2 separate regions of the Homo sapiens genome follow, and region 1 is linked to region 2. A link is a contact called in ENCODE Hi-C data. All regions are on one chromosome and are shown on one strand. The core of a region is the stretch at or near the end of the contact, and the rest is flanking DNA. Distances in the headings are between cores, read along the strand shown.

Region 1 (2,884 bases), core at 333-2,832, 1.3 Mb after region 2:
TTGTACTTATTATTTAGATGAAGCCAAAGAGGGTAGGGAAAAAACAACCAGGAGGAAGACCCACTCTCCTTGACACAGGAGACAGGAACGGGAAGGCAGCAGAGCTGAAGGACACTGTTTCCACTCAGGGGGAAATGCATCAACCTAAGCCAGATGCCACCAATGTGCAATAATCCCTGACACTCAGTTGGGGCCTTGAAGCCAGCTCTGTCTGTGCAGAGGAATTGCAAGATGCCCAAAGCACACTGAAAACAACTCATAGCCCTGATCTTGGCCCCATGCTGTGCCTCTGAGTCCACTGAGCAACTCACACAAGTGTTGCCCATCACAAGGAACTGGGGGCATGGAAAGATATGTCTGCCCAAACCCAGTGCTGGAGACACTCTGAGATCATATGACCACACAGGGTCCCTCTGCCATGAAGACCCTGGTGCCCAACTGTGCAGAACCGATGGGGACAGGCTGAGCTCAATCAGGCAAGGTGCATGCATGTTGCACAGAGAGCCCAGGAGGAGGTCCTTACCCGGCCAAAGTGAGACTTGAAGGTCTGCCGGATCTGCTGCCGCTGGACATTGCTGCGGTGCGTGATGATATCGATGATTGTGTCTTCGTCAGTCCCTGAGTCACCAAAGCCACATGCCTCAGAAGAAGGCCTGTGGCTCTCGGCTTTCCCCATGCACCGCCCACTGATGGCCCCTCATCGATCTTTGTCAGGGTAGAAGCCTGGCTAAGCGGCCATGTGCTCCTGAGTCCCTGCAGTCCGCTTGCCTATGGCTCAGGCCACTGATTTCTGCTGGACTCCTCCCTCCCTTTCCTTTTGACACGCTGAGGAAAAAGGACAGCTGGGAGGTAGAGAGCACTGGGTTGGGAGTCAGTGCCTCTGAGTTCTAGTTCTGGCTCTGGCAATGGCTGCCCACCCTGGGCAAGTCCCCTTCCCTTGATGGGACTTGGTTTCCACATCTGTAACATGAAGAGGCTGGAGTAGTCACCAAGGGATCCTTCCAACCCTGACAGTCCAAGTCCTGTTAGCAACTCTATGTCCTTTCTCTTCAGCTCTCTGGAAGCTGGACCCTGAGTCCCTCTAACCACAGCAGGTTGACTCTGGAAGGCATTAGAATATCACTTCCTGCTTCTCAGATTAATGCCATCAACCACAGACCCAGCACAGGGGTCTTTCATGGCATTTTTACCTCTAGCATCCTACAGTCCCAGGCGAGCTTGGCAGGTATCATCATTCCCATGAGACACATGGAAAGGAGGCTCAGGAGGGTGATGGACTTAACCTAAAGCCTCCTGGGAGTTGCTGTCAGACAGATGGGGCAGAAAGGCAAAGAAAGCCAAACCCTAGATGGCCTGTCCCAGGCTGGACTTTCTGAGCACAGGCCCAGCTGATCTGAACCTGTGGGTGCAGTACTCTTCCCACTGGTGCCAAATATAGGTCTGAAAGACCTGCCCAGCAGGGCACACTCCCACCACAGAATGAGGGAGGGCTCTTGGGTTCCAGGGTCCACAGCCCTGATTTTACACATAGGGAAATTCAGACCCAGAGTGGCGGAGAGGCTCACCCAGAGTCACACGGTGAGTCAGCAGCAGAGCCAGGGCACCATGCCAATTTTGTGACCTGGTACTTTCTTCAGTGCCAGGATACTGCTTCCAGGAGGCTGGGGGACACCTTGGTCCCTGGAAAGGGCTTCTGCCAAGTTCCTTATGAACCCTCTCCTGCCCCTCCTCTCTATACTCTGGGAGCTAGGAGGGTGGAAACTTGAGATCAAGCCTTCCTCATCCTGCAGACTCTAATTTGAAACCTCACTCCATCCCCTGCCAGCCCACGGCCAAACCCACCACACCTGCTGCCCTGGAGACCAACCCTGCTCCCTTCCCATCCCCCATACCGAGTCCCTTCATGGCTTTCCGCAGCGCTTTGGCATCTGCGTCAGGGTTGAAGTCATTGGCTGGGCGCACAGTTCCCTTCAGCTGTGAGAAGCAGAAAGAGACTCAGCAGGTGTCTGAAGGCCCCCCTGGGGACCAGGCTGAAAGACAGCATGCGAGGGTGGGAAGCTCACCCCATGAGCCCAAACCAAGCGGCGTGGGTGGGGAAAGAGGCAGAGGTGAAGCCACAGCAGACAGACCCTGCACGAGAGCTGAGAGAGAGAGAGAGAGAGAGAGAGAAAGAGACAGAAAGATATAGAGAGAGGGAGAGAGGGACTCAGGGCTGGGAGCAGGGCAAGTCCTGATCAAGAGAAATTGGCTAGGCTCCCGCCTGCCACGGGATCTGCCTCGGTTCTAGTGCCCCTTGGCTGCTTATTCCACCGGGGCATCCCCAATTCTTCTGAATCCTACCCTGCCCCCGAGGCCCCCTCTGCCTCTTAAAGAGTCATTCCCCCTGAAAAGGCAGCAGAAAAGTTCTGAAATACCAGAACAGAGTTTCCCAAATTTCAGTCACTCCTAAAGGACTTTCACTATTCCAAATTAGCACACACACTATGCCATCTCTTAATGGTTTTATGTAATTCAACTTCTTTTCTGTCTACTTAAATGCATCAATTTTTGAAGTGCATTTAAAATTACTCCCAAAAGGCAAGGAATTGTATCCGTTTTATCCTGTTACATATCCCAGGTGCCTACAACAGTGTCTGACATAATAGGCACACTCAAAAAATAATTGTTAAGTGGATTAATGAGGCTTGGCACAATGGCTCATGCCTGTAATCTCAGCACTTTGGGAGGCCAAGGCAGGAGGATCGCTTGAGCCCATTGGTTCAAGATGAGCCCAGGCAACATGGTGAAACCCTGTCTCTACACAAATTAGCCAGGTGTGGTGGTGTCCACCTGAGGTCCCAGCTACTTGGGAAGCTAAGTGGAAGGATCACCTGAGCCTGGGGAG
Region 2 (3,075 bases), core at 64-2,563:
CTGTCTCAAAAAAACAAAAACAAAAACCCACAGTGATGTAATCCCCGTGAGTGGAAGGATTGGAGTGTTGGGGAAGGCCTCTCTCACTGCGACTGAACAGTGGGAAGGTGGCCCCAGGACCTGGGGGAGGTGTCCCAGGTGGACAGCCCCAGACAGAGGGTTGTGTTCCATGGGAAGGAAGAAGGCCACCATGCCTACTGTATAGGGAGGGTGGGAGAGTCCAGGAGGTGGTGAGAAAGCAGGCAGGCTCCAGCTGCACTCGGCCCCTGAGGACTCCGGGTTTTAGTCAAGGGCAATGAGAAGTCAGGGGAGGGTTTTCAGCAGGAGAGTGAGCGATGAGCCCTGGTATCCGCTCTGCCTCCAGCTCGCTGGGCATGGTGGGCAAGCCCTGCCCCTCTTGATGGGAGCTTCCTCCTTCGTGATGTTGCCTGGGCTTCTGGAACCCAGGAAGACTCTCAAAGGTACTAACAGGTGTGGAGAACTTTCCCCTCCCCATTCTTTCAAAGTCACATAGATAACATGGGGAATGCCCACTTTGCTGGATTCTCACAGGCTGCTCAGACACCCTGAGTGGTAAATACCATGGACTTGGGGAGTGGTTTCTTAGTCTGGGGTTTGGGTCAAATTAACTATCATAGGGTCCTTAAATAGCCTACAAAGTAGTGTATATGGAAAATAGGTACGTGTATATGAGTTTATGCAAATAGAGAATTCACATGCAAGATACATCACCCTACTTCTAATGTGTAAGAAAGAAATAGAAATATGGCTATTTATTTATTTATTTGTTTTTTTGAGACGGAGTCTCACTGTGTCCCCCAGGCTGGAGTGCAGTGGCATGATCTCGGCTCACTGCAACCTCTGCCTCCCGGGTTCAAGCGATTCACCTGCCTCTGCCTCCCGAATAGCTGGGATTACAGGCGTGCACCACCACGCCTGGCTAATTTTTGTATTTTTAGTAGAGATGGGGTTTTGCCATGTTGGCCAGGCTGGTCTCGAACTCCTGACCTCAGGTGATCTGACCCACCCACCTTGGTGCTGGGATTACAGGTGTAAGCCACTGCGCCTGGCCTATTTATCTTTTTTGCCAATCACATAATGTTAAATTCACTCTGGTTAAATAGGAATATGATGGGTTGCCACTATATGACTTTTGGTTAATAAACATGGGAAACCTAATTAACTCTTTCATAATTCCTCCCATTTCAAAGCCCAGGGCCATGGTGGAGCTGTGGGGGTTCCCCAGGGAGCCCAGTGTGGGAACCACAGGACCAGATGGGCTGTGAGGCCCCTCCAGCTCCCACGCTGTGCAGCAGCAGGGGCAGCTGTGGGCCGAGCACTGCTGAGTCATCTCTCCCTCGGCCTGGTCATGTGTTGGCTGACAAGCCCAGGCTGGTGTGGAGTCCTGGCCTGGGTTATTGGGGAACTGACTTCAGCTCTGGCCTGCCGAGGCCCCCAGCCTACTGGGAAGGGGGAATCGCCAGCTACCTACTGCCTGTCCACCCACCTGAGGGTCCCCTGTCTGTTCATAAACCCCAGGAGCCGGCCACCTGAGAGGGCTGCATATCCTGGGTGTGTGAGTGCTGCCTGGGGGCTCTGGCATGACAGCAAGGCGGCAGTCAGCTCCAGGCAGCACTGGGCTGAAGGTGTGCACTGGCATCTTGCTGCCCTGTTGAGCATGACATTTCCTTAAATGCCATGAAGGGGCTGCCTGACCTTCACTCTCTTGCCAGGACCCCCTTTCTACCTCTTTCTGGGTTATTTATAACAGTGTTTACAAGAAAAAGGGCTTCTCAGCTGAGCCCTGGCCCTGCTCCCTCGGTCTCTCCTGCCAGCCAGGGCAGGAGATGCGGAAATAGAACCAGAGAACGTGGACACTATAGGACCCCAGAAAACACCTCCAGATGGAGTGTGTGGGACACTTTGTTTTTTTAGGTCTCTGGGACTTTTTTTTTTTTTTTTTTGAGACAGTTTCGCTGTTGTCGCCCAGGCTGGAGTGCAATGGTGTGATCTCGGCTCACTGCAACCTCCGCCTCCTGGGTTCCAGCGATTCTCCCGCCTCAGCCTCTCGAGTAGCTGGGATTATAGGCACCCACCACCATGCCCAGCTAATTTTTGTATTTTTAGTAGAGACGGGGTTTCACCATATTGGTCAGCTGCTCTCGAACTCCTGTCCTCAGGCCGTCCACCCACCCTGGCCTCGTAAAGTGCTGGAATTATAGGCTTGAGCCACTGTGCCTGGCCAACTTTTTAAAAAAAATTGTGGTAAAATGTACCTAACATAAAATTTACCCTTTTTTTTTTTCCTTTTTGAGACAGGGTCTTGCTCTGTCATCTAGGCTAGAGTAGTGCAGTGGTACCATCACAGCTCACTGCAGCCTCAACTTCCTGGGATCAGGTGATCCTTCCACCTCAGACTCCAGAGTAGTTGGGACAATAGGCATACGCTACTGTGCCTGGCCAATTTTTGTATTTTTTTTTTTTTTAGAGACAGGGTTTTGCCACGTTGCTCAGACTAAAATTTACCATTTATAAAGTACAAAACAGTGGCATTAAGTCCATTCACCATGTCATAAAACTATCAGCAGTCCAGCACTTTTCTGTCCTCCCAAAGTCAGGTACTTTGTCATCCTCCTGACACAGGAGGATGGCTGGCATGTCCCTAGGCACATCTGAATTTTGAGGAAATCCCACACAACATGGCAAGGAAAGGAAGCACCTGCCAGCTCATGAGCAGGGTGTCAGTGGTCGCCCCTTCAGCCGTGTGACATGAGCAACAGTCACCCTTTGCTTTCCTTCCGACTCAGGACCAAGGTCAGAATTCCAGCGAGTAGACTGCCAGAGGACATCCTGATTGCAGGAAGAACCAGGAATCTGCTCCAGTCTCTTTCTTTTCTTAAGCAAAATCGATGCATTTCACTAACTTCACTCCTTTCATTAGAAATAGGGCACGTGTTTTGTAACTCACCTCAAAGCTGAATGCCACCCCCCATCCTGGCAGGCCATTCACCATCTTTGAGAAGAATTTAATAACAGTTCCTGGAGAGTTTCTTATAAGCATTTTACAGTTTTCCT

Evidence for each region. A loop is a pair of places that touch in the nucleus more often than their neighbours do. Pooled maps may share reads with other maps.
Region 1: a map with no recorded cell type shows a loop between it and region 2 (16-fold over the local background). The contact joins two enhancer-like sites. A Hi-C loop is called at or near these places in 3 of 37 single-sample maps with no recorded cell type and 2 of 50 pooled maps.

Annotation. Positions count from the first base shown.
Region 1 is chr5:151,122,394-151,125,277 of GRCh38, forward strand. ANXA6 (annexin A6) reads right to left here. Exons shown (of 26, transcript NM_001155.5): 15 at 1,893-1,974; 16 at 524-618. Among named protein-coding and RNA genes, the nearest start is that of ANXA6, 34 kb to the right of the region's middle. RefSeq lists an enhancer at 1,452-1,952. Within about 2 kb of position 1,583, at least 21 of the 41 ENCODE cell types and tissues checked have a DNase peak (open chromatin) inside an H3K27ac peak, as active enhancers do.
Region 2 is chr5:149,804,663-149,807,737 of GRCh38, forward strand. The region is part of intron 1 of PPARGC1B (PPARG coactivator 1 beta); the gene reads left to right. Among named protein-coding and RNA genes, the nearest start is that of MIR378A, 73 kb to the left of the region's middle. RefSeq lists enhancers at 1-383, 1,035-1,684, 1,274-1,418 and a cis regulatory region at 1,341-1,351. Within about 2 kb of position 1,314, at least 29 of the 41 ENCODE cell types and tissues checked have a DNase peak (open chromatin) inside an H3K27ac peak, as active enhancers do.